6 separate regions of the Mus musculus genome follow, and regions 1, 2, 4, 5 and 6 are each linked to region 3. Evidence: chromatin loops called from intact Hi-C (ENCODE). Cell type or tissue: heart. All regions are shown on one strand. Region 1 holds the start of Trim2 (tripartite motif-containing 2). Region 2 holds the start of Gm40078 (a long non-coding RNA gene). Region 3 overlaps Trim2 (tripartite motif-containing 2). Region 4 has its middle 54 kb from the start of Trim2. Region 5 overlaps Arfip1 (ADP-ribosylation factor interacting protein 1). Region 6 has its middle 43 kb from the start of Trim2.

Region 1 (5,000 bases), 85 kb before region 3:
GGCCTTGTAATACCAGTCCCTGCCAGGGGTCTCAGAACATCCCTTCCCACTTCACAAGCTTCCTCAATGATTCCCAAAAGAATTTCACCCTTCTGGACATGAATTGAATACTAGAGAGTCCCCCAGGAGGCCAGCTAACCCTCCGATGGTGGCTTTTGGGATAAAGAATTCCACATGTATTGTTTTGGAGTAAGGTGTAAGATTGAAGAGCTGGAACTCAGTAGCACATGTCTGAGTCCCACCCAGCTACGCGGGAGGTGCAGGAGGATTGCTTGAGCCAGGGTGGGTTGGAGACAAGACTGGACAATATAGCAACTCCTGCCCCCCCTCCCCACCCTAATTCCAAATGAAAAGCTGTGTGAGGAGAGTTGGGGCTACACCTCATGGTAGGGCACCTGCCTAGTGTGTACAAGGCCCTGGCTTCTATCGTCAGCTCCGTGAGATAACATGGAAAGCCTTAAAGAAACAGAGACCAGAACTACATTCTACCTCCTATGTGTTTGTTGTTTTCTAACCTGTGTCAAAGCTTTGTGGATCGCATTGAAGATGATCCAAAGGTTACAGTGGCATCTATCTCACAGCAAGGGCCCAAGGGGCGTTGGCACTAAGACAGAAGGGTAGCATGGGGAGGGAGGAGTCTAGAAGAAGAGGGGCAGCTGTTGTCCTTCAGACTTGGCATCAGGACTAAGTAAGTAGAATTAAACGGGGAGGCTGTCAAACCTGTGCTGTGTGTGTGTTCATGGCAGCCGCTGGCACTTTGAGCCTCTGCCCATGTGTTACGTGGTATGTGATAGATTCATATAGAATAGAAACACTTTAGGGGAAAAAATAATAAAAGTTCCCAGGCAGCGTTAAATAGAAGACATGATCAGACGAGTTGGTGTGTGTGTGTCTGAAATTTAATAAAACCCTCTTGTATTTTCTGATCCTCTTTCTCACCGTTTGCACCCAAGGCGCTGCCTGCTTGCCCACAGTGGCTTTTCTCCTCTCTGTCCTCTGATGTGACTCTGCTCACAGTGGGTGAATCTTATGAGTTCGATTGTTTTCCCCAAATTCCTACGTTGAAGCCTTAAGCCCTGCCCCCATACCTCAGAATGGGACATTTTTATGGGAAGAAGGTGATTTCCCATTACAAGATAGAAGTAAAATGCCGTTAGATCTTAGACTTCTCAAAATGTCCGAATGTTGAAGGCTTGTTCCCCTAGCCTCACCCCAGTCTGCAATACTACTGTCAAGTGCAGGAGTGTGTGACTTCAGAAGCTGGGCCTGGTAGGACAGAGTTCGGTTGTAGGCCCCTGCCCTTGAAGGGAATTTTGGAAGCACAGTCTGTACATGTCACTCTCCTAGTTCCCTGACCACCCATCGGTGAATCAGTTTCCTTTGTCATGTTCCCATCATCATGTCTCTGAAACAGAACCAAGAGAAACCTTTCCTCATTTTAAAATGATTATTTTAAGCATCTTGATATCGTGATAGAAAACTGACTGACACCTGAGGACAGATGTAATTAGTGAAGTGCAGTAATTCTGGAGTATGGTGGGCCCCTAACCTAATATGGCTAGCGTTTTACAAAAAGAGGCGGACATCTGGTCACGGCGAGCCAGGGAAAATAAGTGCTTACAATGCCGCTAGCCAAGGAACCAGGGGTCCTTCCTGGAGTAAGCTCCTCCCATCACACTGGCTGCAGGCTCCCAGGCTGTGAGGCAATTTATTTCTGTTATTTAATCTCCTCACTTCCAGGTACTTTGTTTTGACAGATGCAACACACCAATACAAACCGTTTTTCTCTACTCTGTATTTACCTTCGCTGTCTAACCACACACCTGCCCAACCTGTCTTGCTTAGCCAGAAGGTCCCAAATACTTTAGAAATCTGTGTGGCTGATTTGTATTCTGTGACCTCGTTCTGAACCCAACTCCTGGCTTCTCTGGGTCCTCTCTCATTTTCTTCTACTTGTCCTGCCACAGGAGGCAGACAGGAGGCTATGACCTCTGTAGGATACCTTTGCCCCACCCCTGTAATGGGCATTTTATTTTAGTCTCTCTCTTGCTGTCTTTGGAGTCTTTCCCCTTCATTTCAAACTCACCTCCACCCCCTTTCTAGGTTGGAGTAGCCTTGTGAAATTATCTTTCTGCGGTGGAAATCTTATTACATCACTTGCCAGCTCCAAATCTCTCAGAGGGTCCCTTTAGTTTCTAGTCAGATGCCAAGGTCCCAGTTTACCTAGGACGACAAGCACGGTGACCTAACTTCTTTGCCATCCACCATAGAGCATCTATCTGTCTTCATTGCTCCTGCTCTGCCCCTAAAGCCACATTCAGGATCAGCTAGTGCCCAGCCTCTTTGTTCTAGAGCCTGCAGAAGCCCAAAATTTAAAAGGCTTGTCCGGGAGGTGGCGGCAGGTGGGGGTTGGAGGTGGGGAGCTGTCTTTGGATTCTAGACTGATTGAAAAGCCCCATCTGTGCTCTCCCCAACCCCACCCTATGTTTCTTTGACTGTAATTTTTCAGGGTTGGGAACTGGTAAGTCTCCCTAGCATAACCAGCCCAACACAGTAGAGCACTTGAGAGGAAGTAGCGACTTCACGCTGTCAAAGGCACTCCAAAGTGAGGAAGGGACGGGGGGGGGGGGGGGGGGGGCGGAGAAACAGCAATTTTGCCCAGCTGTTTGGGAGAATGAAAAATCAATTTGCAAAGACAGCACTTCCTCATCCTTTTCAGCGCTGACTGTATCATAACTGACTCGTGAATTGGAATTAAAGCAAAGCTTTTCCCCTTGTCACGGTCAGCAGTGTGTGCTTTCAATACCGAACGCCCGGCGGTGGAGGCAGGCTGCGTCGAGCTCGCTCAGCCCGGTACAGCTGAAGTCACTTCCCCTGCAGGGACAGAGCGTGCTTTCGTGGGGTGGGCGGGCGGGTGTGTGTGTGTGAGAGAGAGAGAGTTTTCCGCAGTAGACCTGAAAACCCAGCCAGCCGCGGATTGGCGCATCCCGGCTGCGGCCGCCTGAGTCATCCGAATCGTTCTGGAACCGGGCACCAACTTGCGTGTTTGTCCGCGGCTCTTTGTGCGCGGATCAGCTGTACCGTGGGCTCTGGCATCTAATCCAGGATTTGCCTCTGCGCGAGGCTTATGGAAAGCAGATGTCTCGCCGCTCTGGGACTGAGCACAGAATGGAAGTGACCCAGAGAGGAGCTGTTTGGTACAGACGACACGGAGGGAAGGCCCCGGCGCGGCCCGCGAGGCCAGCTCCGCTCCTCGCGTCCGTCCTCTCTGCCGAGCCCGCCGCTCAGATCGTGTCCCGCGAGCGAGCCGTGTGACCGTGAGGCCGCGTGCGGCGGGAGCCGGGATACCGGGGTCCGCGGCCGCCAGAGATCCGGGTGCGAGCAGCAGCCGCGAGGGTCGCGGTAAGTGTCCCTGGGGGTGGGGGCGTGAGGGGCGCGGGCGGTTTTTCGGAGCTGTCAGCCCGCCAGCACTGTTCCCGGAATCTCACGGACCCTCTGCAGACCCTGACCTGCAAGGAACGCTTGCAAAGTCATTTGACCCTGGAGTAGAAAGCGACTCTATAATCTTAAAGCTTGGAAAGGTGTCCTCTTCCCACCCCCACCCCCAACCCCATTTCTTTTTCTTCCAAAAATAAACAAACAAAAAAATGTTCTTTCTCTTTGAAGGAACTACTCAGCTAGATTCCTGTCTATTAGTTTTCACGCTTACCCTCTGGCCAAGCTCACGCTGCACGTCTGGTTTATTAAAAGGTGGAGATGTTGCCTTTCTGGGCTTTTTGATTGATGCTGAAAAATCTGCATGCTGCTGTCAAGATGTAAAGGATTGGGGGTGGGGAGGAAGCTTGTCCCAAAAATGCTTGTCAGATGCAAAGCATTCCGCGAACCCCAGACATTTCCCCATTTGTAATCTAATCGATTCCAGGGAGCAACTGACTTATTTTCTGCAACTCCTTAATCGAATTAGGGCACAGATAGCGTTAGATTCAAATACTTTTTAATTCTAGTGTGTGTGTGGGGGGGAGGGGGAACGGGACACGTATTTATTTATTTTGAGGTTCTGGGGAATTAATGCTCGGCTGAACTGATAAGTTACGGCCCCACCTCTCAAATGCTTTTTAGATAGTACATTTAACAGCATTTGAAGTTCTGAGAGTCTAAAGATTAGGCTACACGCTAGGATATACATGAGAGGTTGTTCTTGTGACAGTTTGCATATCTATGCCCGCCCCCCCCCCCGCGCCCGCTCAGGGTTGGTTGGTTTGTTTTTCCTTCTAAGATGGAGCTTAACCTTCACATCTGTATTCTTGAAATATAGTTATAAGCTCAGTACAGCATAACAAGTACTTCCAGATTCCTTCCTGGGGGCGGGAGTTACTGTGCTGGATTTTATATGACCTCCAGTTTCAGATTTCCACTCCATTTCACCCTTAACAGAGCCAGCATGGGCGCTTCAACTCCAAGCAACAGAAGAGCAGGAGTGATTCAGAGCACTTGGCCCACCACGGCCTTGAACCAAGACAGAAAGCATTTTATAGACTTTTTATGATATGCACTACATTCCCGTCCTGTTCAAACATAGGCTCATATAATGATTAAAGATCAATTAAAGAGAAGCAGGCCCTGCCTCCCTTCTCCCTTGGGTAAATACGGTCTCCCCTTTCTTCCCTCCCTCATTTGCAGAATTCTATTTCACTCAGTTACCATGACCTCATTTTGGATTGCGGCATACATGGGGCCATCAACTGTCATTATCAATGTTTGTTTCAGTGAAAATGTGCCCTGTCAGTATCTTCTGAGAACGTTTACTCAAACCTTACCTTTATTTTCCTAGAAAACTCTCCATGTATATAAATTGTACTGTGTCAAAAAAAACAAACATGGCATCCATACCTTTAATTATTCTTATATCATCCCGTTACTGGTGGCTTGTGTGGATTATTATTTGGTGAGATTGTAGTTTCTATTTTATACTGAAATACAGGTAGAGAGAACTTCTCATA
Region 2 (5,000 bases), 54 kb before region 3:
CTCAGAAGAGGGCATGGAAACAAGTCCTGAGGGCTCCCTGTGCAAAAACTATGGTGGACATCAAAAGGCATAGCTTTGACTCTGGAAGAAGACCAAAGGGAAACTGGTCTCCTCCAGTCTTTCCAGGAAGTCTGCTGGCTGGAAGAGAGAGAGATGCTGGTGCCAGGCTTTCTCTAAAAAAGAAAAAGGAAACAGCGGTGGGAACAGAAACTCTCTCCCTTCTTGAGGCTGGTCTGGCACTGAGAATCTATGTGAGGAGCCTCCAAGGTCAGGAGGAGATAGCTGAGCATGTGGGAAGGAGCCGTGGAGGCTGAGGCCAGCCTGGTCCTGTCAAGTATGCAGCGAGGCCTCTTCTGTATGAGCCTGTCCACTCTCATATGTTGCTTTCAGTGAAATTAAAATGAGAACAAGAAGTTACATGTAATTCTTAGGGTTGTCGTTGTTTACCCTGTCGTTTGACAAGATCTCCCTACACATCCCAGGCCAGGCCGGTGTAGAGCTCACTCTGCTCACTGGTACTCTCGATCCCTCTGCCACAGCCTCCTGAGTGCCGGGATTAGAGGTGCTTGCTACATACCCAGCTTTAATCTAGTCTTACCTCCAATAATCAAAAGTTTATTGAGTCTTATATAAACCCAGCTCCAGAAGTACAGGTTCCTGAATAAACTCATAAATCTACTAAGGGCTTCGATAATAACACTAGCTTATGTGCTTATGCGCTTATTTATGTGCATCTTGCTTTGCTCCCTCTAGCTTGCTCAGCTGTCTTTCTTAGACAGCCTAGACCCATCAGCCTGGGGATGGCATTGCCCACAGTCAACTGGGCTCTCTTGCATCAACTAGCAGTCATGAACCACGCCCAGCAGACATGCTCGTGGGCCAATCTGATGGGGACCATTTCCCAAGTGTCGGTCCCTCTTCCCAGGCATTTCAAGTTGTCAACCAAGATTAGTCGCCATCCTCTTATTATATTAATTGGAAAATGGAGGCTCAGAGGAGTACGGCTGCGTGCCGTTCTGACAGGCATGATGAACTGTCATGCTGTCTGCTCTGACCTGCTCAGAATGGTCCCTTTGTTTAGTGTATTCCTGTTGTTGAGGGTACCCACCTGTTAGTTGTCAGCCTCTTGGTAAGTAGGTGCCTCAGTGCCTGTGTCCAAGTACACTTCATTTAACTTAATAAAGTCCTGAAGTGCAGAAGTTGCACCGCTGTTATTTTAGACACACGAGAGAAACTAACTGTGAAGCGCTTCCTGTTAAGTAAAAGGGTAGAAAGTGATTTTAAGAACAACACATGCACATATCCTGATTACAGTCTATTGTTTTTGTTTTCTATTTTAATCAGTTGTCAACTTCTACCGCTCCTAATTTCTAAGTAAAATGTATCACCAAAGTAAAAGTTATCACAGGTATGCATGGATTTACGGGAATATGTAACACATCTAGGGTTTACTACAGTCCAGTTCCAGACATCCATAGGAACCTAGGAACTCATCCCCCAAATTAGGGGACCTGCTGTAGAGAGAATCTGATCCATACCTTAATCAGAGTCACATGCAAACATTTACAGTAAGACTCCATGGGTCTGAAACCCCATCGACTGCTTAGAAAGATACTGTCCTCTAACGACACACTGGAAGAGGCAAGTAGTGAGGACTAAGACCCAGTTCTCAATTAATTCCCCTTAGACAAGGTGCCTATTTTATCACCCTCTTCGGCTTAAAGCTCTGAGTTATTGGGTGCTCAGTAAACTCAAGCCTGTTTCCTGCAGAAAAGCACCTTAAGATCGGGAGCATCCGCTGAGACTCTGGAACCCGGATGGGCAGGAGGCAGCCGAGCTTGAGTCCTAGAAGACTGGGAAAGGGCGTCAGCTGACAAAGCACATGCGTTGTGGGATGTCAATCCAGTCACTTATAATTTAGAATGCTGTCATCAGAACCGGGAACGCCCATCACTGCCACTTCCAGTAGTTTTATAAAAAGGCACCAGCAACTAAGTGGCATTGGTGGTTCAGTGGTAGAATTCTCGCCTGCCACGCGGGAGGCCCGGGTTCGATTCCCGGCCAATGCACATCTAAATTTTTTTTTTTTCTGAAAAGCTTTTTTTAATGAAACTACCAAAACGAAACAAAACTACAGAACAAAAACAAAAATACAAACAAACAAAACAACAACAACAAAAAGGTTTTAATACCGTGAGGAATAAGGTTAGCCAACGAGACCTACCGAGGGAGGGAAAGGAAGAAATTCTATAAGCAAAGCCATCAGTATCAAGGAGGAGAACGCTTGCCTACACGTTTTAGCTGAAGCAAGGTTGGCTTTCGGAGGGGAGGGGGGAGGGACCCATTACCATAGTAACGGGAGGCGTGGCTATGCAGAACCAGGAAGTTCCTGGGGCGGCTGCAAGCTGAGATTGTTCTGATGGCGTTTTTGGTTTGGTTTGGTTTGGTTTGGTTTGGTTTGGTTTTGATTTGATTTGGGCTTTTTCTTGTTTTTTTGTTTTGTTTGTGTTTTGGGGTTTTGTTTTGTTTTTTTTAGGGATTGGTTGCTTAGTACGGAGGAATGCGTGCCAGCTTCTTTCTGATCTCCACGGACCAGATCTCCACTCTGGTGTAAATGTACTTTATTGTGTGGACCGCATGAAAAGAATTTCCTTAAGAGAAAGAAGGGCGCACAGCCAGGCACGAGTAGCCATGCACCCAGTCACCCACCTACCCCCTCCAGCGGGCACTCTGGGCTTGGCTGCACCTCTGGGTGAGGTCAGTTGCCCCCACGTGGTTGCTAGGTAGGACCACCAGGCCAGCATTAGAGCCCTTGCTTGATAGGGGGTTTTCGGAGGGGAAACCAGGAAAGGGGATAACATTTGAAATGTAAATAAAGAAAATGTCTAATGAGAAGGAAAGGAAAGGAAAGGAGAGGAGGGGAGGGGAGGGGAGGGGAGGGGAGGGGAGGGGAGGGGAGGGGAGGGGAGGGAAAAAGGAAAGGAAAGGAGAGGAAAAAAGAAAAGAAAGGAAAGAAAAAAGAAAGGAAAGGAAAGGAAAAAGAAAAAAAAAGGGCTTCAGGCTTCAACCCTGCACTGCTTCAGGGACTTGTACTACGTCGAATTTGACGTTTAAAATGAGAAGTTTGATAGCCTCTGATGTTAACGTTAATGTTGCCAAGGATAAACCTTCCGTACTTGTTTCCAAACGCACATGTGCCCGTGCCTGTGCGAGCTAGAGGACAACCTCAGCTGTCCTTCAGATGCCACCACCTTGGTTTTTTTGAGACAGAATCTTCTTGTTGGCCTGAAACCCAGCCAAGGAGGCTAGGCTGGCTGGCAGCAAAACTCAGGCCCTCTTGACTTCTTCAGCAGTGGAATAACAAATACAAGCTGTCATGACTGGTGTTTTTGGGTTTTTTTAAACATGTTTTTTGAGGGACCAAAGTCAGGCCTCATGCTTGCTAGGGAAGCCCTTTACCCGTGGAGCTGTGGCCCAGCCAGGATATAGCCAGGGATCCAGAGTTATCACTTAATACCAGGAGATCCCATTCCAAGTGTGGGAAGGAGACATTCAGCTTAGAATTATACACAGCCAACAATGACAAAACCAAAGAGCACTTTGATATCAATTGTATGTTTGCTTACTCTGCCGTATGCAAAGAGAGCCAAGGTGCACAGAAACTCAGAGCCCATTTCCCACCAATCATCTGTCTCTTTTCTTCTTTTTTTCTTCTGTCTCCATGTACACCTGCATACCATCAGACCCCTTTACAGATTGTGATAAGTGCTGGGAATTGAACTCAGCATCACTGGAAGAACAGCTAGTGCTTTTAACCAGTGGGCCATCTCACCAGCCCTAAAGTTTTTTAGGGTTTTTTGGGAAAGGAACTCAGGACCTCTGAAAGAGTAGCCAGTGTTCTTAACTGCTGAGCCATCTCTCCAGCCCAGTCACCTGTCTTCTTAGTTGTGTTACAAACTCACATGTCCACCACTGCTCAACACAAACAAGGCAAACACAGCGCTTCCCGTTGAACTTAAACTCTAGAATTGTAAGGGAAGGATGTGTGTGTGTGGGGGGGGGGAGACAGACTCAGGTGACACTCAGACTAGCCTTCGTCAACTTTTGCTCCATGTTATCCCTTTACCCAATGCAGATATTACAGATCGAATTGTGTCCCCTCCCCTCAAAATGCATTGAGGCCCTAACCCTTGATACCTCATTTGGAAATGGAATCTTCGCATGCATAAACCATTTACGATGAGGCCGTACTCAGAGCAGTTCCTAATGCGATGTGACTGGTTTCTCCGCTGAACAAAGAGGCATGGAGAAAATGCCATGTGGAGACAGAGACATACGGTAGTTATGTAAGAACGTGTAGCATGACTGGAGTGTTGCCTCTATAAGCAGGAGGACATGAATGGGTACCAGAACTGGAAGGACGCTCCTCTGATGGCTTCCCTGGGAACCTGACCTTGTCAGCACCTTGGTTTCAGATGTCTGGCCTCTGGCACTATGAATGAGTATATTTCTCTTGTTTATTTTCTCTGTGGGGCTTTGACACTGCAGTCTCAGGGACTGACTGTTGTAAGTAAAAATAGTATAAGGGCAAACTCACGTGATCTAAATGAACCTGTGTCCTAGCTTCCACAAATTACACTCCAGGATCCTGAGATGATGCATAGCTAAGACAGTCAAACCACAAGCCCCCAATTTAGGAAAATAGAAAGATCCCTAAAGACTCAGGTAGGAAGACACACTTTTCAGTTATGAAAATAAGATGATGAAATCCACAAATTATAGAGGAGCTGGCTACCAGGCTAATGCTGGGTGATGAGAGCGGACAGCTCAGAAGCACCCATGAAAGAAAGCAGCCTCAGTTCCATCGTTCAGACCAACAGAAACGCCTTTCTGTGTAGGATGTTGGACTCAAGTTTTTGTTGTCTGCTCAACATGAGTCACCGTGGGAAAGGTATCATGAACTCAAAGGTCACTCCTGACAGAAATGCAAGGTTTGGGGG
Region 3 (5,000 bases):
ACTGTGATAATTTTATAAACTTGTTCTCTCTCTCATACACATATGGACACATATAGGTACATATACATGTGTAAACATACCTATGCATATGCACACATACATGTATATACATATACACATACATGCATGCACATACATGCATATATAAGTGTCATTTATTTCATAAAGCTTGTTTGCTTCAAAAATCTCGCTTATCAGGAAACGATATTGATTGCCTTAATTTGAGTAAAAAAAAAAAAAAAAAAAAAAAAAAAAAAAAAAAAAACTCTTGCAAAGGGTTATAAAGAGGCAATTTGTTATTCCCAAGTTAATTTGCAGACTGTCACAAGGTTTTGTTACTTGCTCAGCCTGTGATGGGGTGGAAAGCCTGGGAGAAACAGCATTATAGTGCACATTTCCTACATTTAAAGCATACACAGGCATACTGAGGGAAAGGCCTGAGGCACAAGAGCTTTTAAATTGGTTGTAAATTATTTGCTATAACTTGGAAAGGCAACATTAATGAATGTCACATAGAACTAAGAAGGAAAAGAAAATGGAGGCCGGTTAGATAGGGACAAAGCCAGTTCACCTATACTCCGGGATTCTGTCAGGAGACAACGTTGAAGGCTTCAGTCCACAGCCACTTGGCCCTTGTGCTTTGGTTCTGTGGCAAAGGGAAGCACAGGGTAGAGGGAACCACTGAGCCCATGGCTTAGGAAAGCAGAGCAAGCAGGAAGTGAAGAGAGTCCCACAGCCTCCTTTAGGGCTGTGCCCCTGTGACCTCCCTTTCTTCCGCGGGACCCTACGGCCTCCCAGTGGCAGTGAGGACTAGGCCTTTGGCATCCGGGACTTTGTGTAGATTCAAGATCCAACCGTGACAGCTTCTGCTTCTTCCCAAGTTATCAGGGACGAGAGGAGCCCAGGGGATTCTCCTGTCAGGTCTTACCAAAGAGTCACCGTTACTCACAGGCCTATGAGGCACTGACTGGGTCAAAGGTCTTTTGGAAGACCACATGCACTATGATCATGCTGTTCTTCGCCCAGCCTACCGAAGGCTTCTGATTTATTCGACAACATGAATGTTAACTCAGATCGACTCCTGGAATCCTACTTCTGGGCTTTACTAACTTTTGGTCTTTGGGAAAATCCCATCATTTCTCTGAGTATTTAAAATTCGGTGTTTAAAAACATCTATCTCACAGGATTTGAGTACAAATTAAATGAAATTTATTTCTGAATTTTTACATGGGCCTCATCTAAGAAATGTTTTTCTCCATGCCTCTTGTGATCATTTGCATAACATAAAGTTTGTGTGAGCAGCTGAGACTTGGGCTTCATGGCTGAATGAAGGTGTTTAGTTGCCACCACATTACTTCCTTCTCTGAGGGTTTGGGGTGTGTTTTCCTAATTCATTCTGGAACCTTTCTCATTGATCGAAGGCACTGGAAGGCTTTAGGTTGTCATGGTTACCTCATGGTATTTACAAGATGGCATTTATGAGATGAGATGGGTTTTACATTTTTTTTTTTTTTTACTCTCAGATTAGAGCCCTTGCTTTATGTGAGGCAGTACCTTTTCAATCTAAGAAAATAAAGGGCTGTCTCCTTTAACAGTGTGATAGTGCATCTTTTTGTTCCGCTAGAACCTGACAGCTCCATATAACGGCCACAGGTACAGGAAGCTCTCATGTTCTGTATCTTCCAACACCCAACCGTGACAACTCTGGTAGGAACACGGAGAAAAACTGTTTGCTGTCCTCTAGAAGAACTCTAGTTTGGAGACAACCTGCTTATGCTTGTCTTAGACTTTGGCCAAAAAAAAAAAAAAAAAAAAAAAATTAGCCATCTGTACCTTTGGGAGCAAATACAACAGCAAGCAGCTTTTGCATATTGAGCAAGAGTTTGCTAGCTGAGAGAGAGAATGGCTCCCTGAATGACATATTTTACACTCATGACTTGATAGTTCCATACACATAATAAATACTTGGAAGAACTGAAATCCTAAAGTTGGGCTCTGTTGGTCACAAGTGCTGTAGACACTGTGGAGTGCAAAGACCTTGGAGCACTCCTGCCCCCCAGAGGATGGAGAAGGATATTGCCTGTTGCAGCAAGAACCTCGTTAGGATAGATGTTGGTTAGACCCCATTAAGGTAAAAAGAGCATATGAGAGCACTCGAGTACTGTAAAAAGTTCACCCAGGTGTGCAGGCTACAATTGAGTATCAGAAGATTGCTGCTTTGCTCTTTTAATGAGACAGTGAACGCAACAGTGCAGCTGACTTCTCTTTTACCCCAACATGGTCTTTTTTTATATATATATATAATTTCTGAAAGCTTTTAATTTATTCCCTCCCAAAAGAACAATTGTAATCAAAGGGGTTGAATGGTCAAGATTTTATTGTCTTCATAACAAAATCGGCTTAGAACTGGATCACTTGGCCCTTTCTCTTCTTGTCGCCTCCCAATTCAAAATGCTCGCATCTCTTCCTAGCCAGCATCCTCTTAGATCTGCAGTTGGGCTCTACGCTCTCTAGTCTCAGCACAATTTTCTTTGTAGTTTTAGCCTTTTTGCGGAAAATAGGCTTAGTCTGCCCACCATAGCCACTCTGTTTCCTGTCATAGCGCCGCTTTCCCTGGGCATACAAAGAGTCCTTGCCCTTCTTATACTGTGTCACCTTGTGGGATTGGTGCTTCCCACATTTCTTGCAGAATGTCTGGCGGGTCTTAGGCACGTTCACCATGTTCGCAGGAGCACTATCAGCTTGGAAAGAGAGATGCTAGAGCAGCAATGGAAGTTTATAGGAGATCCAACATGGTCTTTATACTTGCTCCTGACCATCTCAGATGTGTAGCATCTTTACTACCGTTTTTTATAGACATCTGGTGTGTAGTCGAGTAGTCATCCTCCCCTGCCTCCTTTTATGTCTTCCCTTTCATCTTCCCTCATGGCTTATATCTTCCAGACCAGCTGGGAACCTTTTGTAATCAGAAAAACATTAAAATTAAAAAAAAAAACCATATACATATGAAACACAAACATGGCGACCTTTATGGCTACTATTCTAAAATGTCTCAACGTTTCCCTCTTCAGCATGAAAGCTGTTTGTTGAGTTAAATGCTCTTGTTTAACTGTCTCCAACATATCTGAAATATGTTTCTTACTAGTCTAAGATAGTGGGGGTAACACGGTGAGGCCAAATGTGTGGCTTCTTATTTCACTTTGTAGAATTCAGTGCTTCTGAAGTGGACACAATAGTGGAGGGAGAAAGCAACATTGTTTTTCAGCTTTAAGTTGTGCTTGTAGATCTGCCCTAGCCGGCATCCGGGCATCCTGTAGTAGAACTAAGATAATCCTTTGGCTTCTGTTTTCATTCTAGATAATTATCCACTTGGTATCATATGGTTGAGTCATTCTGAGTAACTACTGATGTTTGTAACGTTAAGTAGTAGTGTATTAGGCGGTTAATGAGCGGAGCGCCAGCTCTCCTTTTGATCTCTCGTGATACCTTCCTTTTAGACTTGAAAGAGGTTAGCGATTTCCTTACATGCCATTATGTTAGAGCCTCTTTGATCCGTGGGCTTCATTGCAGCATCAGAATCAAACTTGCACAAGAGATTCCCTGGCCTAAGACAAGATGTTTCCCTTTCTATGTAATTGTGTCTCTCTGCTTGAAGGCAATCACACCTGAATCTCCGTCATTTGTAGACTTAAAAGAATAAAGAGTCACACAAGAAGTTCTACTTGGAGAAACTCCATCTGCATTAGGAAATGAAGAGTACATATGTGGGAGGTTGGAGAGATTGTCCAGTGGATGAAGCTTTTGTTGATTTTGTAGAGAAGCCAGCACCCACGTTTGTAGCTCACAACCATCTGTAATTCCAGTTCCAGGGGATTCGATGTCTTCTTCCGACCTCTAAGTTCACCAAGCACACACATGATACCCAGACATACACATAGGCAAAATACTCATGCACATAAAGTAATATAAATAACTCTAAAAAATTAAAATGTATATCTGTAGCTCACAGATTTCTATCTGCCAGTGCTAATATGGTAGGAGAGGGCTTCATAGCAGAATGTATGAAACGTAATTAGTGGGGATTAGTTTTTAATTTAAAAGCTCATACAAATAGGCTTTAAAAATACGTGAAAAGTATAAAATAAAAGGTAAACATTCCTTTTGCCACCACTGACGCTCCACTTCCTAGGCTACAGAGTCTGGTGTCTAGCGTTTCTTCCCGGAACTCCAGTTTGCCCAGGATTTTAGTGCTGAGTATGAAATGTAGTTTCCGGTGTGCTCAAAGCAAGTGACAGGCAGGAGCAAGATCTCTCTCTAGACCTTGTACTCTTTCATCAAGTGTCTGTTTAGAAGGGCACTGTGGTCCAAATTTGGTGGCAAATGCCTTAAAAATAAAGCTTTTATATAAATGTCTGTAGCAGATGCTGAATATGGTAGAGCCATTTTTCTGGGACAGAGATAACATTTCAGCCAATGTTTTCCTAAGACAACTAACTAGCTTCAGGTTGGTTTCTGGAATGCTTTGAACTTTGATGTATATTTCTGTACTTGCTTCTAACAGACAAAAATTGGATCAGGAAAACTGATGGGGCCCAAAGGAGTTTCTGTGGACCGCAATGGGCACATTATTGTGGTGGACAACAAGGCGTGCTGTGTGTTTATCTTCCAGCCCAACGGGAAAATAGTCACCAGGTTTGGTAGCCGAGGAAACGGGGACAGGCAGTTTGCAGGTACACTCGATGGTAATATGTGAACTCCCTTCTTTGTGCTTCTTCTGCTCACATTTGCATGATGTCTGAGCATGTTGAAGGTGCCCAGTCCCCCAGTGTGCGTGCCATCTTTAGGGGGCGTACGAGGGGTGGGGCCAGAGCAGGGGGCGTGCCAGGGGTGGAGCCAGAGCAGTAGGCGTGCTGGGGGTGGAGCCAGAGCAGAAGCGGCAATGAAGCAAGCAATGAAGACACTTCTCAGTTGTCCTGAGAAGGTTCAGTTGAAAGTGCGGC
Region 4 (5,000 bases), 140 kb before region 3:
CAGCACCTCAGATCCCACAACCTGCCGGTCTATAAAGGGCCCAGGATGAAAATTCAGGAGCTATATTGTAACAAGAAGTAACTGAAGTGCTTGAAAGCTGTGCTCAGGGGAACAGCATGACTCTGCTGTGTGGGGGATGTATTGGGGTCTGTGTGTCTCAGCCTAGACTCATGGTCTAAAAGACAGGGAACCAAGACAGCCCTGCTCGGCCAGGTAGCCCGTGTGTACAGTGATGTACAGTAGGCACCCTTCCATGGGTCTCCCTCCTAATCCTGGGAAGGGGTGACTCTGCTGGGAGAGGGGAGGCAGAACCACGCTTGCCTGAGATACCTCTTCATCAGAAAGGATGCCCAAAGCACGTACCCATATGCAGGTAGCCTTTTCCCAATGCCCTGGTGTCTTTAAAGGAGACTCACTTCATTTAATACTTTAGGTTCCTTAGGCCAAGAGATACCCATGCAGATAATACTCCAGAACTCGAAAGCTCTTTAGGTAATTGCATCTAAAAATATCCTCTGGACAGGCATGCCGAATTAAATGTGTAATACAGTGAGAGCAGCCCTAAGAAACCCAGCAGCCCAGCAGCAAAGCTTTGGCAAACTGGGTGACCTGATTATTTGTCTGTTTCTGGGTCTTTATCATGTGCTATAATGCATTATCTCTGCTGACCAAAGCTGCTGTCTTCTGCTTTGGTACAAGGAGTGTGTGGGGGCTGGGGGGGGGGGTGGCACTTAGCCCCACCTAAGCTGCCTCTGGGGAGACTGGAGTACTACTGCTTGCTGCAAGAAAGAAACACAGAACTAAGACACTGTTGATAGCAGAATCTTCAAACCCAGTAAGTAAACAAGAGGCTTGAGTTTCCTGGCATGAGAGTGCTCCTCTTGGGAGATCTTGCTGTCTTTGCATTACTGGGTGTTTGCTGTTTCTTAAAAGATGGACCGTGAAAGCCATCTGATTAAACTTGGGTGGGGCTACTTGAGTGGATGAGGTGTGTCTTCATTGGTAAACAAAAATAAACTTTAAAAAAGGAAGCCGGGCCCCGTGCCGGGACAAGCTAGGGTGGAATCTCCATCAAACAGGATTTGTGTCAGGCTCAAGCTGGCCCTCTGCCTGCCATTCTGGGAAGAAATTCATGCAGATTGGAGTGCTGAGTCTTCAGACATCAGGGTGGAATCCCCATGCCAGGCATACAGTATCTTTGAAACAAGTAACCATATGCTTTCAAGTATCTGACTTCATTTTATATTCAGCTCACTTGCATGCAGGCATGCACACGCTGGGGTTGACTGAGCACGTCTGTGGCAGGCTGCAGCCGGATCATGAAGATAGGGGAGGCAGCGCTTGAATGTTAAGTTTCTTTTGAGTTTTGTGACTATACTTCTCTCTGCTCAGTTTGGACCGCTGAGTTAGCTGCTTTTGTTCTTGGCTGCTACACTGTGGCCAGATGATTTTTTTGAGCATCCTGGAGAACTAGTGCCCTCTTGTGGACAATGCACTAATCTCAGATTCAGTACATGTCAGATTTCCTAAAGGGCCTTATATTTAAATATTCTTGGCAGAGAACACAGAAGGAAGTTTGATGTTCTCTGAACGCAGAGAACAAACTTTTATGTTAAGAAAAATGACTTGATTTGGAACTTTGGGTCAGGGAGTCTATTACTTAATAGTGTTTCCTAAGAAGTTATAGCTTTATATTATAGTCCACCCCCCAACCCCGTGTGTGTGTGTGTGTGTGTGTGTGTGTGTGTGTGTGTGTGTGTGTGTGTGTGTGTTGGATGTAAAGCCCTTATCTGGCATGCTTTATTTGTAGCACTCAGGAGGCAGAGACAGGCTGATCTCTGAGTTTGAGGCCAGACTGGTCTACAGAGTGGATTCCAAGACAGCTAGGACTATAGAGAGAAATACTGTCTCAACAAATGGGGGGGGGGGGGAGGGGAGGGGGAGGGGAAAGGGAGGGGAGGGTGAAAAGGAGGGGAAGAGGGAGACCTTTCCATAAAGACAGCTGGCTCTTTTGAATCTCTATAGGGTAAGCACTTGCTGTAAATGCCAAGCCATACTGCTGTTTTAGGTATTCACACATGTTACAAAACACCCCAGGCAATCTCCTTCACAGCCCTAACAGCTCCTGGTCAAAGATGAAGTGTGTCTCTCACAGTCTTCCCAGAGGGAACGCCTCAGGAGCGAGGCTCCATGTTAAGTGTTGGACACTTAGTAAGGACCTGGTAGGTGTCTGCTCTCCTCAGGTTTATTGGTGACCTTTTCAGCTCGCAGGTCACCAGACCCAACAGTCACCATGCTAAGTTCTTGGCTGGACTCTAGAAGTGGATAAGAGTGGCGGGAAGCAAATGAGGTCGCAGAGTCTGGTTCACTGTAAGAGACAACCTAGAAATCCCCCAATGTAGGATGCTGCGAGTAATCACACAGCAAGTGCGCCGAGCAACATCACTAGTAAAGAGCTAGAGACCCCTCTCCTGCCAGGGTCGTCTTCAAGCTGCCACTTTCCTCTGGCAGGGGTCTCTCCTGACGCAGACTGCAGGCCACTTCCTTGTTTCTCGATCATTTTGTCGCCCGCATGTGCAAGCCTTATCTATAGTTCAGCTTGTACCACTCCATTTCGTGTAACTTCACACTGTATCTTTCCAGTTGGTTCCTTTCCAGCCCTGCCCTTTCTGTGTTTTGTTTTGTTTTGTTTTGTTTTGTTTTGTTTTGTTTTGTTTTAAAACTGTGATTTGGACCCAGGGCCACACACATGTTAGGAAAGTACTGTACCACCCCGGTATATCTCCGATCCCTCTGTCACTTTTTATTCTGAGACAGGGTCTCTCCAAGTTGCCCAAGAAGGTCTTAGAAATTCCTTAAAGAACCCAGAGAACAACTCAGTGACCCACAGGGGTCACTGGTCAGTTTCTTAGTGTCTTGGTCTTCCTCCGTATTTCATCATTTCCTGCACCTCAGGGGTTGGAACAGATGCATGCTTGATCCCTATACAGGACACTAGATGGCGCCATATCCTTCCACTCGTAGCACATCAAGCTAATTGTCTCTGAAGCCATCAACTGTTGATGCTGGAAGGCTAGATTCATTATTTATTCCCGGGAGGTCTTCAGAACGGTGATATCTGAATTTCGCCATTTGGTGTTTGAGGATATATCTTGGTAATGGTTCATTCATCTAGCATGTGCGAGGCCCTGGGGTCAATTCCCAGCAATAGAGGGAAAAAAGTACTGACTTTAACATTTAAAAAACTCACTCCGTTAAAATTTCACTTGAGGGCTGGTGTGATGGCTCAGGGGTTAAGAACACTGACTGCTCTTCCAGAGGTCCCGAGCTCAATTCCCAGCAACCACATGGTGGCTCAAACCATCTGTAATGGGATCTGATGCCCTCTTCTGGTGTGTCTGAAGACAGCTACAGTGTACTCATATACATAAAATAAACAAATCTTTAAAAGAATTTCCAGTTGATATGCAAAAAATGGTAAAGTTGCTTGTCTTCCTGGGATCCTGTGGGCTCTCGTCCTTTATTTTCCATCATCAGTAGAATAATTATACAAAATGTCACCTCTCACATAGGATATGACTTCGCAGTGGTATGAGTCAGAAGATTCTTGCTCTTACTATGTAGTTTTCAAGAAAATGGATTCATTCCTGTGGGGGTTGGGAGTACAGACACTCCCTGTTGTGTTGGGCTTTTGCCAGTCACTGAATCTGCCTGCACACGGCTGCTCTAAACAGTAGAGCACGTGAAGGTGATGGTGGATGAAACCTACACCTGTGTCCCGTAGAGATATAGATTCTGCTTTGTGTCCTTAGAGGTGGTGCCTGGGGCTGCTTGTGAGAAATCCTGTAACCCAGACAATGCCACTTTAGAAAGCCCACCTGTGGGAAAGATGGTCAGCCATCCCAGGGAGCCTGGGCGTGAGACCTCCCACTGCAGCTCCGTGTACCATGATAAAGCAGACTGGTGAGTCCCACCCCACCATTTGCTCTTCCTGGGGCACAGGTACTGTGGCCATTCCCAGCAGGTCCCACATGAAGTTCTAAAGTGGAATTCATAACCATTTTCATTGCACACAAAATTTGGCAAGACTAGTTACAGGCAATAGTTGGCAGATACCTCCAGGTCACCCTCAGAAGATGACCCATGGGACTGTGACACTCTGAGGGGCTGCAGTTGCTGACAGGCACTCTGTATTTTAATGCTCTGTTCCTTGTTTGGTTAGTGGAGCCTCTGGAGATGGTTTCTGGATCCTTTGGATGTAACTTTGGTAGTCTTTGGTAGCTCACACATATTTGGTGTAATAGAATGGTCCAGCCTCATCTTACGCTGGGATTTAGCCAGTGGTCCAAGGATCTTGTTGTCTTTTGTGGAGAATATTATGATTTGCTTCTATATTCCTCCTCATAGACAAGATAGATAGATGCCCCGTGAATTCACACTGAGAACTGCAGCTCAACTCAGAACTCACATTTGACTTAACCTTCTTGTCCATCTGTCTGCCTGTCTGTCTGTCTGTCTGCATTCCCTTGAACACTGGAAATGACTAACTGGCAGAAGCCATCTAGGAAAGATATGGCAAGTAAGTTTCCTTGAGGTGGCCCACCATTTTGCATGGCTGTGATGCAGACACTCTGGAGAGGCACAGCCCCAGAGACTTCGTCCCAGGGTTGCTTCTTGCTGCTGATATGTCTTTCCTGACACTATTACATAGCCCAACGATTCCTGGGCATCAGCCTATCTGATTGGGCAAATTTCCTGCAGATCAACACAAAGATGAACTTTCATAAATTCATGCTGTTTAGATGAGTTAATGACTTTATAGAATTCCTGACTTGATTCAAATAATTTTAGGAAGAAAGTGTAAGGAGATGGCTTATTTGTTTTGGCAGAAAGATATAATAAAGTCAGAATGAGGAAGAACAGAGTATGCCCCTCCTCATAGAATAGTAAGTAAAAAGTGCATAATAAGGAATGCAATGAGCTTTCACAATTACACCAGG
Region 5 (5,000 bases), 370 kb before region 3:
AGCTGCTGTGTACTACACAAGGCACTGGAGATACAGCAATGAAAAAAATACCTACTGCAAGAGAATTGATATCCTTAAAGCCTATCTGAAGGTGAATCATCCCAGCGCTTGGGAGCAGATCCAGAAGGATTGCTGCAAGTTCTATGCTACCTTATTTACATAGAAAGTTATAGGCCAGCATGGCCTACAGATTAAGATTCTGTCTCAACAGAAACAAACAACAAAAATAGCTAATGAAAGTAGAAGACCTGTGTTCACTGAAAATGCACTATATTCAAAGGATGTTAGGCATTATCTCAGTGGTGGAGTGTGCTCAACAAACTCAGTGCAAAAAGTAAAATAAAAAATTGAAATTAGGTTTAGTGTTGGAAAGATCACCACAGCCTATTCTCTTTCTTAAAACTTCTTGTTATTAGAGTCTGGCTTACACACAGGGAAAGCTCCAGTGTGAACACCACTGACTAAGGACTCAGTACATTTCCAGGAACTCAGACCATTCACTCATTGCCTGTTGCTAAGCAATATGCTTCCCCCTTTCCGGGGGCGGGGTGAGGTAGGATGCCACCAGTGTAAACCTGCCTTGATTGATTGATTGATTGATTGATTGATTGATTATGTATGTATGTATTTGGTTGGTTAGTTGGTTTGTTGTTTTGAGGCAGGGTCTTCTTATGTAGCCTAGGCTGTCCTCAAACTTGTGACCTCAGTCCCCAAGTACAAGATATGCGAGCATGTATAGCCACTGGACTGCTTTTTACTGTCCCTTTGATTGTCAGTGGGATTGTACAGTTTGGGTGTTGTGAACTCACTTTGACTAAATCCGAGACTCACTTGCACTGTTGCTTGTTCTTTGACTTGTATTATAGTTTTCTGTTTGTAATCTGTTTTTGGCCGGTGGACAGTTAGGATGTGTCTAGTCCTTGTCCATTATGAATACAATTGCCTTCCCACACCTGTACAGATGTTTGTCAACTGCGAGGGACAGAAGTGAAGTGTGCAGGTCATAAGTACACAGATGTTGACAGTTTCCACTAGCGGTGATGGAGAGCTCTAGCTTTCAGCATCTCAGATAGTTCCTCACAGTTGATGTATAATTCCTCCTTAGCTGTTCTTATAGAGGTAGCATGATATTATCCATTTCTCTGGGGGAGAGCCAGGCGGGAGATGGGCCATCTTCATGTGATGGGTCTGATGCATGGGACCTGATCTCAGGGAACCAGCCATGTGGCAGAATGTAGGTTAAAATAAATGGCTTATCTTTAGTTATGATCTACTCAGAGAAGAGCCTAGCTTTATGGCCAAGGTATTTGTAAATATATTTTGAGTCTGAGTCTTATTTCTGGGAGCATGGCTGTGGGAGGCAGAACTAACTTCAATATATTAATACATCTGATTTTCTGTGAGACTTTATGCTCTTAAAGTACAATATATATTAAAAGTATTGTAGCCAGGCGTGGTGGTGCACGTCTTTAATCCCAGAACTCGGGAGGCAGAGGCAGGCGGATTTCTGAGTTCGAGGCCAGCCTGGTCTACAAAGTGAGTTCCAGGACAGCCAGGGCTACACAGAGAAACCCTGTCTGTAAAATTTTAAATAAATGGGGTACTTTTCTTTCACTAAGAGCTTTTGCTATTTTATTAAACTAGGTTATTTATACATGGTTTTGGATTTGAACTCTGCTTTATTTCTTGGTATCTCCTTAAAACAACACCACGCTATCTCACTCTAATAATGAAATTGGGCAAAACTACCAATTCCAACCTGGATATCTGGCAGCACATTGCTCCAGTGTATTTCCTCAGGGTTACTTTGTACATTAAATCCTTTAATGGGTCTTCAGAGTCTTGCTTGTGAGTATCACTTATAGAAAGTGCTTTGCTTATGCAGTCAAAGCTAGTTAAGTAACTTGCTTATCTGCACATTTATTCTTCATTAGTATCAAATTCTCCTTTTGGGTATTGTCCTCCAATGTTATTTCACTTCATCTTAGAAGGCAAAGAAAGGAAAAAGATGGTTGTCTCGGAGCCCTCTCCACATTGAGCATGTAGTTTTAAAATCAGTGGCACTATTCCTGAAGATGCAGTACTATCCTCCTGAATATTCCTCCTGAATATTCCTGAAGATGCAGTACTATCCTCCGCCAGAGCGTCCGCCCTCCTCCCATGCAGAAGCCCAGCACCGTGATGCTCGCTGGAGCTCCTACCCAGTCAGGGTAGTCAGCGCGTCGGGGTCTCTTAGACATTTGATACCTTTTAGTGAAAATTAACTTTAGTTGGGTGCCTTTCTCAAGAGTGGACACAATATTTCAAACCATCTTTTGACGGTTTACAGTGTATTTATACTTAAGATCTATCAGGCCTATGCTAACCTAAATGTTAGTTGCCTTCTCATTTCGTTTTCCTAGTTAATGACGGGAAATTGTGTTTAACCCCAAATATTTTAATAAAAGTGAAATTTTAGAAAGAAAGAGTCAAATGCATTGCCTGGTGTTAGACTATAGATGTTTATAGAACAGCAAAGCAGTCTCATGGGGGCAGGATTCCTGAACAGATTTCATAGATACATGCATACTTCTTCCTTCATGGCTGTTCATTTAGAATCTTGTACTTTTTTCTTGCCTTTGCATAACAGTCACTGTCTTTGTCAGGGTTTCTATTGCTGCGAGCAAGTTGGGGAGGAAAGGCTTTATTCAGCTTACACTTCCACATTGCTGTTCATCACCAAAGGAGGTCAGGACAGGAACTCACACAGGGCAGGAACTTGGAGGCAGGAGCTGATGCAGAGGCCATGGAGGGGTGCTGCTTACTGGCTTGCTTCCCCTGGCTTGCTCATCCTGCCTTCTTGTAGAACCCAGGACCCAGGGATAGATAACACCACTCACAGTGGACTGGACCCTCTCCCCAATCCCCAATCACTAAGGGAAAATGCCTTACAGCTGGATCTCATACAGACTTTTTCTCAACTGAGGCTCCTTTCTCTATGATAACTCTAGCTTGTGTCAAGTTGACACATAAAACCAGCCAGTACAGTCACTATAAAATTATAAAGTCTCACGTGAACATGATATATTACTGGGTTGCAATGATTTGGTTGGCCAGCTGGTGTCACTGTGGCACAAGCAATGAAACTGTAACACCTGTTGAAGTTGGTATTTTGGTTTCTCAGTTTTATGAGGTCCCATTTATCAATTCTCGATCTTACAGCACAAGCCATTGCTGTTCTATTCAGGAATTTTTCCCCTGTACCCATATCTTCGAGGCTTTTCCCTACTTTCTCCTCTATAAGTTTCAGTGTCTCTGGTTTTATGTACAGATTGTGTTTTGTTCTGAGAGGCCATCCTCTGCATTCACATCTCTGTAGAGATTATAATGAACATGCTTAGACTAGAACTGCACCAGCACTGCAGTCCTTGCTCCTATATGCAACTCTAGAGATGAGCAAGGCAGGGAGCTTGCTATCACGGGCCTCCACCATCCTCAGCAAAGATGCTGTTATTTTCTAAGTAAAACAATTTTTGTTCTTTAAAGTTTAATCTTCACAGATATAAAGTTACTCTCTAGTTTTGAGCTGTATGTGATTTACAATGGATGCTATTAACAATTACTAAAGAGCAATTGGGTAAAGTGGTATAAATCTGCCAGTCCTTTGCTTATGGGCCAGAGGCCAGAGGCTCAGGGTCATTCTCAGCTACACAGTAAGTTCAAGGCTGACTGGACAACATGAGACTGTCCCCAAAACAACAGAAATAGAAAGCAAAATGAAATGTGATGGATGTTGTTGTCTCGTTTCTTAAATAGTAACTAGATGTTGGCAAGTTGTAGCTTGAGTTAAAGAGAAGCAAGCACAAGTTACACATGGTTGTGTCTTCTTGTTAGTTTAGCTGTGATTGTCAGGTTAGGGAAATTACTTCATTAGATATTGTGGAAATGGAACTTTTCCTGTGGAATGTCCAGAACAAAAGTACATAGATTAGGTGTTTCCCAGCTCTGAACTCCTTAGAAATTGCATACATATAGCAAACTATCAAAACTTCCTATTAACTTTAGGGAGTTATAATCCAGGATCATTAGGACTTAATTACAAAGCACTGTTTGAGTAGGAACATGTTAGAGACCTTTGTCTCTCACTACTTTATTTTACGACAGGCAGAGGAGCCTGGAAGCTCAGACATAGCTCCTAGGATTGTGTAAGCTATTCCTGAAGCCTGTGTGACATGGCTGTAATTTCAGTGAGGGGCAGGAATTTTCATTCATTTCCTTATTTTCATGCCTGGCAAAACTGTTTGGTGTGTAATAGAGGCTTTCATTTCATAAATGTTTTGTGAATGAGCACATTGTTTTGTGAGAGCTGGCCTAGAACCTGGAGGTAGGGGAGAGGTACTCCACGTTTAGATTGACTACATTTTTATCCTTACTTGTGCTGCTTGGGCTGTTGTTTGCTTTTGTGTATAAGCAGTCTTTGTTGTTTTTAAATGACATGTGGAAAATGATAGACTTGGTCAAATAAAGCATGCTGGTATGTGGAGGACATAATTGCCTGAGGAATTACTGATCAAACTAAGAGCTAGACAGATGAAGAAGGATGAAGACTGTCCCCCTCAAAGAGTACCAGTAAAGAATCTAAAGGAGGTATAAAGACCATATTATTTACAGTTCACCTGCCAAAGTGTGTGTGTGTGTGTGTGCACTCGCGCGAGCGCACGTGAGTGAGAGACAGAGAGAGAGAAAGAGAGAGAGAATGTGAATGAATGAATGAATGAATATGAGTGTTGGAGGTGTGGGCCTAAAGTGTATGATGAGAAATGACACTAGAAAGATAAGTAGACCCTGTAAAAAAAAGTCATGTTAAAGTACTAGCTTATTTTACAGGCAGTGCAGCCACAAAATGGTATAAAAATGGTTATCTGTCTCAACCACATTCCCATTTTAGAAGGTTGTATCTGAGCTGAACATGGTGGCACACACATTAAGTCCTCACACTGTGGAGGCAGAAGGATTGTGAG
Region 6 (5,000 bases), 130 kb before region 3:
GAGGTTTTTTGACGATTCTTTGGCATTTGAACCATGGTGTCATGTGTCCCCCGTGCAATCTTTACTGTGGCCAAGGCTGGGAGACTGTAGCACAAGGCGCCGACTGGGTCTCCCGCCTGTCATCTGCGGCGCCCCCGTGAGGGGAGGGGCGGGCTGTCTGACACAGTTATTAAACCTGGCAGCTGCGTTGGCGGCACCGAGAAGCATTTTGGGGGAGCTCGAGTAAAATACGGGGCTGCCTGCTGGCCATCTGCTTGATCTTTCTCGCTGCCTGCAAAACAGCCACTTAGATCTTCCTCGTGGTTCTGGTTGGTGACCAGAGTTCGGGCACTTTGGCAAACACTTGAAACGTGAGTATCTGCCACCTCGCCCAGGGCAGGCGACAGGCTTGGAATGTTTCCGGCTTCTCTACTGGAAGCTTTAGAGAGCGATGGGTGAGGGATCAGGCTGCGGGAGTGAGGTAAGGGGACCCAAGTCACCAAGCCTAGCCTGGAGGTGGCGCGAGCAAGCTTCAGCCCTGGCAGCTGCGGGAGGGACTTAAGCGCATCGCAGGAGGACTGCTCCTGTGTTCGAACCCAACACAAAAGAACCCTGGGCCTAGGAAGCCGAGGTGCACAGTCCTGTCCAGCCACTTGGGAAAGGCGATGAGCCTTTAGGGTTGTCTCACAGCAATGAGAAATAGCTTATGCCCTCCTGTCCGTGGGGATCTTTGTGCACTGCATAGGGATTGTCGCGGTCCTCCCTGAAGCCACCTCGCTGGGCAACAGGCTCACTGCCCCTGGGTCTGGATCCCAGGGGGATTTCAGAGTTCTGAGACTTCAAGCCTCTCTGCCAGGCTTCACGCTGATTTCTTCCTTTCCTGCACACGGTGCTTGTTCTTCCAGGGCAAGCATATATTTGGAGACTAGAGACAAAAGAAAAGACCCCAATTCCCTCCTTCTCCTCAAATTACGAATCTTGTGAAAAGGTGCCGTGGGTTTTGTTTGATGTTGCCATTGCTTGCTAGTGGAAACCTTATTGTACAATTTAGTATTTTATTTAATTTTGGAGATTTTGAACTTTACACATCTGGCAAAAAAATGCAAGTCTTCTCTGAGGTCTAGGTATCTCTTGAGGAATTTGGCTTTCCCTAAAGGGTTCCAAGAAATGCTCAACACAGACCAGTGCCCCTCCCCCCCAAATGCCTTGTTCAGATACTGGGGTGTCCCCATTGGCCCAGAAGCCTGTGGTTTTGTCTGTCCCAGTCTCCTGAGGTCTCTGTGCAAGGCTTGCTTTTGTTCGCCTGTGATTTCTCGTGTCCAGTATGCAGCGTCCCGGGGTGTGGGACATAGAAGACATGGCCTTCTCTAAAAGGTTCTACAGATCAAGACTAGTGCCAGTTGGCGAAGCCAGCTATGAACAAGTGCTGGAACTTTCAGGTCTGTGTCTTCTCAGGCACAGCCAGGTCACAGCAAAGTGATCTCCAGACCTGCGTAAGAGACACGCCAAGGTTTGGGCTGTTCTTCCGATTCTATTTCCTGGCTGAGTGGCTTTTGTCAGCCTGACCTTTGAGGGTTGATTTAATAAGAGCAAGCCAGACAGGAGGAGAAAGCAAGCAGAAAGGGGTGGCGGGCACTTTAACACTCAGAAAAGCCTCATCCAAACGTAGCTTAGAAACTCAACTGATTATAAATTAGTCTATAGGTAGGAAACTAAATCCATTATGGATACATATTATGGACTATATAGATCCTTTAATTTTACATATGGGATTATGGTCCTGGTCCCAAAGTGAGGCTTGGTATTTGGTGCTTGAATTTTCACTAAATCTCGATCTTCACCCCATGGTGTGGTTTCTCAGTTCTTTGTTAATTAAAATCAGATTGTGACTAAGTGAATGTGCCGTGAAAAGCAACCAATGTGGCTCTGAGGTATGAAGAATGACGTAGAAGCCAAATCAAGCCTTTCTATTAAATTTAATGGTGAGATAAAAAAAAAAAAAAGGGTGCTATTCCCAGTGTTCCCTGATCTGGAATGGAAAATGTGGGTAAAGTGTAGGGCGTTGAGAATGGGTCAGTCCAAACAGTGAAGAGCCAAGACATCAAAGCTGTTCTAGGGAAAGAGAAGTAAGTTAGTTACTGCCAAATGGGGGTAGAGCTAGGGAGATAGGTAAATCAGACCCTGATTGGCTCCAACAAAGGGACTATAAAATGGTGCCATTCACTGCCACAGAGCATCTAGAAGAAAATAAGTTGTTAACCACTTTCACCTTAGCCCCTTCCAGCCCTGGCTCCAGACCTTGGACCTTTCAGCCTCTTCTACAGAGGCCAGGTCATTTCCCAGGCTCAGATTTTAACTCATCTGGCCTGGTGAGAGCTCTCTGGGTAAGAAAATAGATGGACAGACACCTGCCCATGCCTTAGATGCCCAGGTCTGTCGCTGCAGGGGCAGGCAGGGGGCGCAAGTGCTGAGTGAAACCATGGTCTAATAGGGTTAACTGGGGAGGGCAGTAGAAGCTTACATTCAGGCTAGCCAGCTCTGCTGGAGGGAACCAGGAGTCTAGCTTTTGTTAACGTGAAACCACTAGATCTTTACAGATTGGCAACTAATTAAAATAACTAAAAGTGCATCGTGCTTGCCAAACAATATGCCCCTGCCAGGTCTGTCTTACAGTCCAGATTGGGCAGCCTCACCAGACCTTGTCTCCCCAGAACAGGACAGTGCATGGGGCACATGGGGTGGTGTTGGGTGGGCTACCACTTGTCCCAGGACCTCTATCTTCCATCCTTGAAGTTTATGCTTGCTTGCTTCGTTCCCTCCTCTTCCCCTTCCTTTCTTTATTTCTATGAAAGGAGAAATAAAGCCTGCTCTGGCAAATGCCGGCCTCTTTCTCTGTGGAGGCCCATAGTTTTCTGACCTGAGAGCTCTGGATTACTGAAATGAAGAAACAATCTCTAGTTTCCTAGAGGCTTTTCTGGCTGTGAATCAAAAGAGGTTGATCTTCACAAACTGACCACCTCTGTCTCCTCCCTGAATTCAACCCCACAGAGTTCCCTGGCAGCCTCCTGTGGAGGTGGAAATGGTCCATGGGCACTGGGAAATGAAGAGAAAGACACTGTCCGTCTCCTGGGCTGGAAAATGGGCACATGGGAAGGGGTAAGAAACAAGGGTTGTCTGGTGTATGTAAACAGTACTGTCAGCGACATAAGATCTAGTCTCAGTTCACGTGTATCTTACGTTTTCCTTCTCTAAGCCACAGAAGCAATTGAAAGTATTGTGTCTCTATTAGTCAAGAAGCATACAATGCTGCCCGCTCTTTACAGGTTGAAACATCTTTGTTGGGTGGCGAAATAATTCAAGATAGCTAGAAGACTCTTGTTTGCGTTCTCCCTCCCTTGTCCTTGGGCCGAGGCTCTTGTATTTTGACTTGGCTCTGTATTGTTTCTGTTCCGTTTGATTTGACATATATTAACCATACATATTTATGGGGTATAATGTAATGTTTTATACATATTTATCTTCTGTAACTATCAAGCTGTGCTAATTAGCATATTATAATTTCAAGCTTTAGTAATTTTTTTGTGACAGGACCATTTGAAATCCTCTCTTCTAGTCATTTTAAAATGCAATACATCTTGTTAACTGTAGTCATCCTGTGGGAGCACCAGGATTTATTTCTCCCATCTACATATTTTTTGCCAGTGACAAATCTTACCCTGTTTTCTTTCCCCTCTTCTCTCGCAGTCTTTGAGGACCAAAGTCTGCTTTCTCCTTCTGGGACGTCAGGTCTCAGGTTCTGCGTGAGTGAGGTCATGCAGAGTTTTCTTTTTGTGCTCAGCCTATTTCCTGAGGGTCTTCCAGGTCCAACCTGTTATGAATGACAGGATTTTATTCTTGTTATACCCAAAGCATATCCCATTATCCAGGTAACAATTTTCTTCATCCATTCATCTGTCAGTGCACAATTAGGTTGATTCCATTTTGTACAAAACATGGGGTACTGGTGTCTTTTTACTTGATTTTCTTTCCGTTGGCTATCTACCCAGGGTTGAACTTTTAGATCATACACGTCTTGTTTTCAGATTTTTGAGGAATGCTGTACTGTTTTCCAACATAGCTACAGTCATTTACATTCCCAGCAACCATGTGCAGAGATTCCAGTCTCTCCTCAGCCCATCAGAGTGTGGCTTCTTGGCTCTTTGTCACAGACATTTGAGCCAAGGTTAGTTGATATCTTCTTGTGGTTTTGATTTGAATTCTCTAATGATCAATGCTATTAAGCACCTTTTTATTATTCCTTGGCCATTTCTGTGTCGCAGTAGCCCAGCTTTATCTGACCAGCCATCTTGGTTATAACTACCGTTTTGTCTGCCAAGCGATTCGACCACACATTCTAAAGCCTGTAAGAAAAAGCAAAGTCATGAAAATAGTCAACTAAGTATTTTATACAATTCCTAGAAGTTTTTTTTTAACCAGTGTTATCATGCTGATAGTTTTTAAAGGAAGCCAGCTATATTCAGCCACTTTGTCTAGCTTAGTGTAATAGTCTCTTTCCTCCCACCTCAGGGTCCCAGGACCCTCTTCTCTTGCTGGTGCTATGGTTCATCTCTGTTCATAAATCCAGTGTGAATTGTATCTTGTACAATTCTGGACACTGCCCTGTCTGAATCTCGCTTTTTGGCATCATCTTTGTGCTGGCTTTTATACACTTGGTCTCCTGAAATGTGACTCCACTTCTTAGAAATGACTTATCTGTTCAAAAATATTTTGCTCTATTTTAAAATCAGATTCTCTGTTTCTTGATATTGAGGTGTTAGTTTCATTATATATTCTGGACGTTAACTCAGTTCAGATGAAGAATCTGTATATTCTCTTCTCTTCTGCAGTTGGGGTCACCACACCATGAATGTCTACAATGATGCAGAGGTTTTTAGTTTGATATAAACTCATTTGGTCTGTTTTTACCTTCGATTCCATGAGTATTTTTGAGGTCTTATCCAAAAAAAAAAAAAAAAATGCCT

What was found. Peaks named below come from ENCODE experiments on the same cell type or tissue, not always from the same donor. Only the 100,000 strongest peaks of a DNase experiment are listed, where the experiment ranks them.
Region 1: a loop joins it to region 3, with 6 times the contacts of the local background. A loop is called at or near these places in 5 of 42 quality-filtered maps.
Region 2: a loop joins it to region 3, with 2.0 times the contacts of the local background. A loop is called at or near these places in 12 of 42 quality-filtered maps.
Region 4: it touches region 3 in a loop (7-fold over the local background); 41 of 42 quality-filtered maps call a loop at or near these places.
Region 5: it touches region 3 in a loop (4-fold over the local background); 22 of 42 quality-filtered maps call a loop at or near these places.
Region 6: a loop joins it to region 3, with 5 times the contacts of the local background. A loop is called at or near these places in 41 of 42 quality-filtered maps.

The regions. Positions count from the first base shown.
Region 1 is chr3:84,257,727-84,262,726 of GRCm38, reverse strand. It overlaps Trim2 (tripartite motif-containing 2), which reads left to right and starts at 2,948. Exons shown (of 12, transcript NM_001271727.1): 1 at 2,948-3,402. Gm40078 (a long non-coding RNA gene) reads right to left here. Exons shown (of 3, transcript XR_867391.3): 3 at 4,503-5,000. In heart, a CTCF peak has its summit at 2,841; DNase peaks (open chromatin) are centred at 3,086 and 3,266; H3K4me3 peaks cover 1,935 bases; H3K27ac peaks cover 807 bases; H3K27me3 peaks cover 2,192 bases.
Region 2 is chr3:84,226,080-84,231,079 of GRCm38, reverse strand. The region is part of intron 1 of Trim2 (tripartite motif-containing 2); the gene reads left to right. It overlaps Gm40078 (a long non-coding RNA gene), which reads right to left and starts at 2,130. Exons shown (of 3, transcript XR_867391.3): 1 at 1,779-2,130; 2 at 1,109-1,252. n-TGgcc9 (a tRNA gene) reads left to right here and starts at 1,999; the gene lies at 1,999-2,069. In heart, a CTCF peak has its summit at 2,726; DNase peaks (open chromatin) are centred at 1,869, 2,359 and 2,709; H3K4me3 peaks cover 1,560 bases; H3K27ac peaks cover 920 bases.
Region 3 is chr3:84,172,495-84,177,494 of GRCm38, reverse strand. It overlaps Trim2 (tripartite motif-containing 2), which reads left to right. Exons shown (of 12, transcript NM_001271727.1): 9 at 4,562-4,730. It also overlaps the pseudogene Gm6525. Among named protein-coding and RNA genes, the nearest start is that of Mnd1, 19 kb to the right of the region's middle. In heart, no CTCF peak of the experiment used is centred here; a DNase peak (open chromatin) is centred at 2,064; H3K4me3 peaks cover 344 bases.
Region 4 is chr3:84,311,198-84,316,197 of GRCm38, reverse strand. No RefSeq gene overlaps it. Among named protein-coding and RNA genes, the nearest start is that of Trim2, 54 kb to the right of the region's middle. In heart, CTCF peaks have their summits at 1,482 (motif pointing left) and 2,978 (motif pointing right); DNase peaks (open chromatin) are centred at 1,417 and 2,967; H3K4me3 peaks cover 265 bases; H3K27ac peaks cover 494 bases.
Region 5 is chr3:84,540,748-84,545,747 of GRCm38, reverse strand. The region is part of intron 2 of Arfip1 (ADP-ribosylation factor interacting protein 1); the gene reads left to right. Among named protein-coding and RNA genes, the nearest start is that of Gm35410, 39 kb to the left of the region's middle. In heart, a CTCF peak has its summit at 3,087 (motif pointing right); no DNase peak of the experiment used is centred here.
Region 6 is chr3:84,299,940-84,304,939 of GRCm38, reverse strand. It overlaps a transcript of Trim2 not described here. Among named protein-coding and RNA genes, the nearest start is that of Trim2, 43 kb to the right of the region's middle. In heart, CTCF peaks have their summits at 477 (motif pointing right), 2,245 and 2,448; a DNase peak (open chromatin) is centred at 359; H3K4me3 peaks cover 937 bases; H3K27me3 peaks cover 2,960 bases.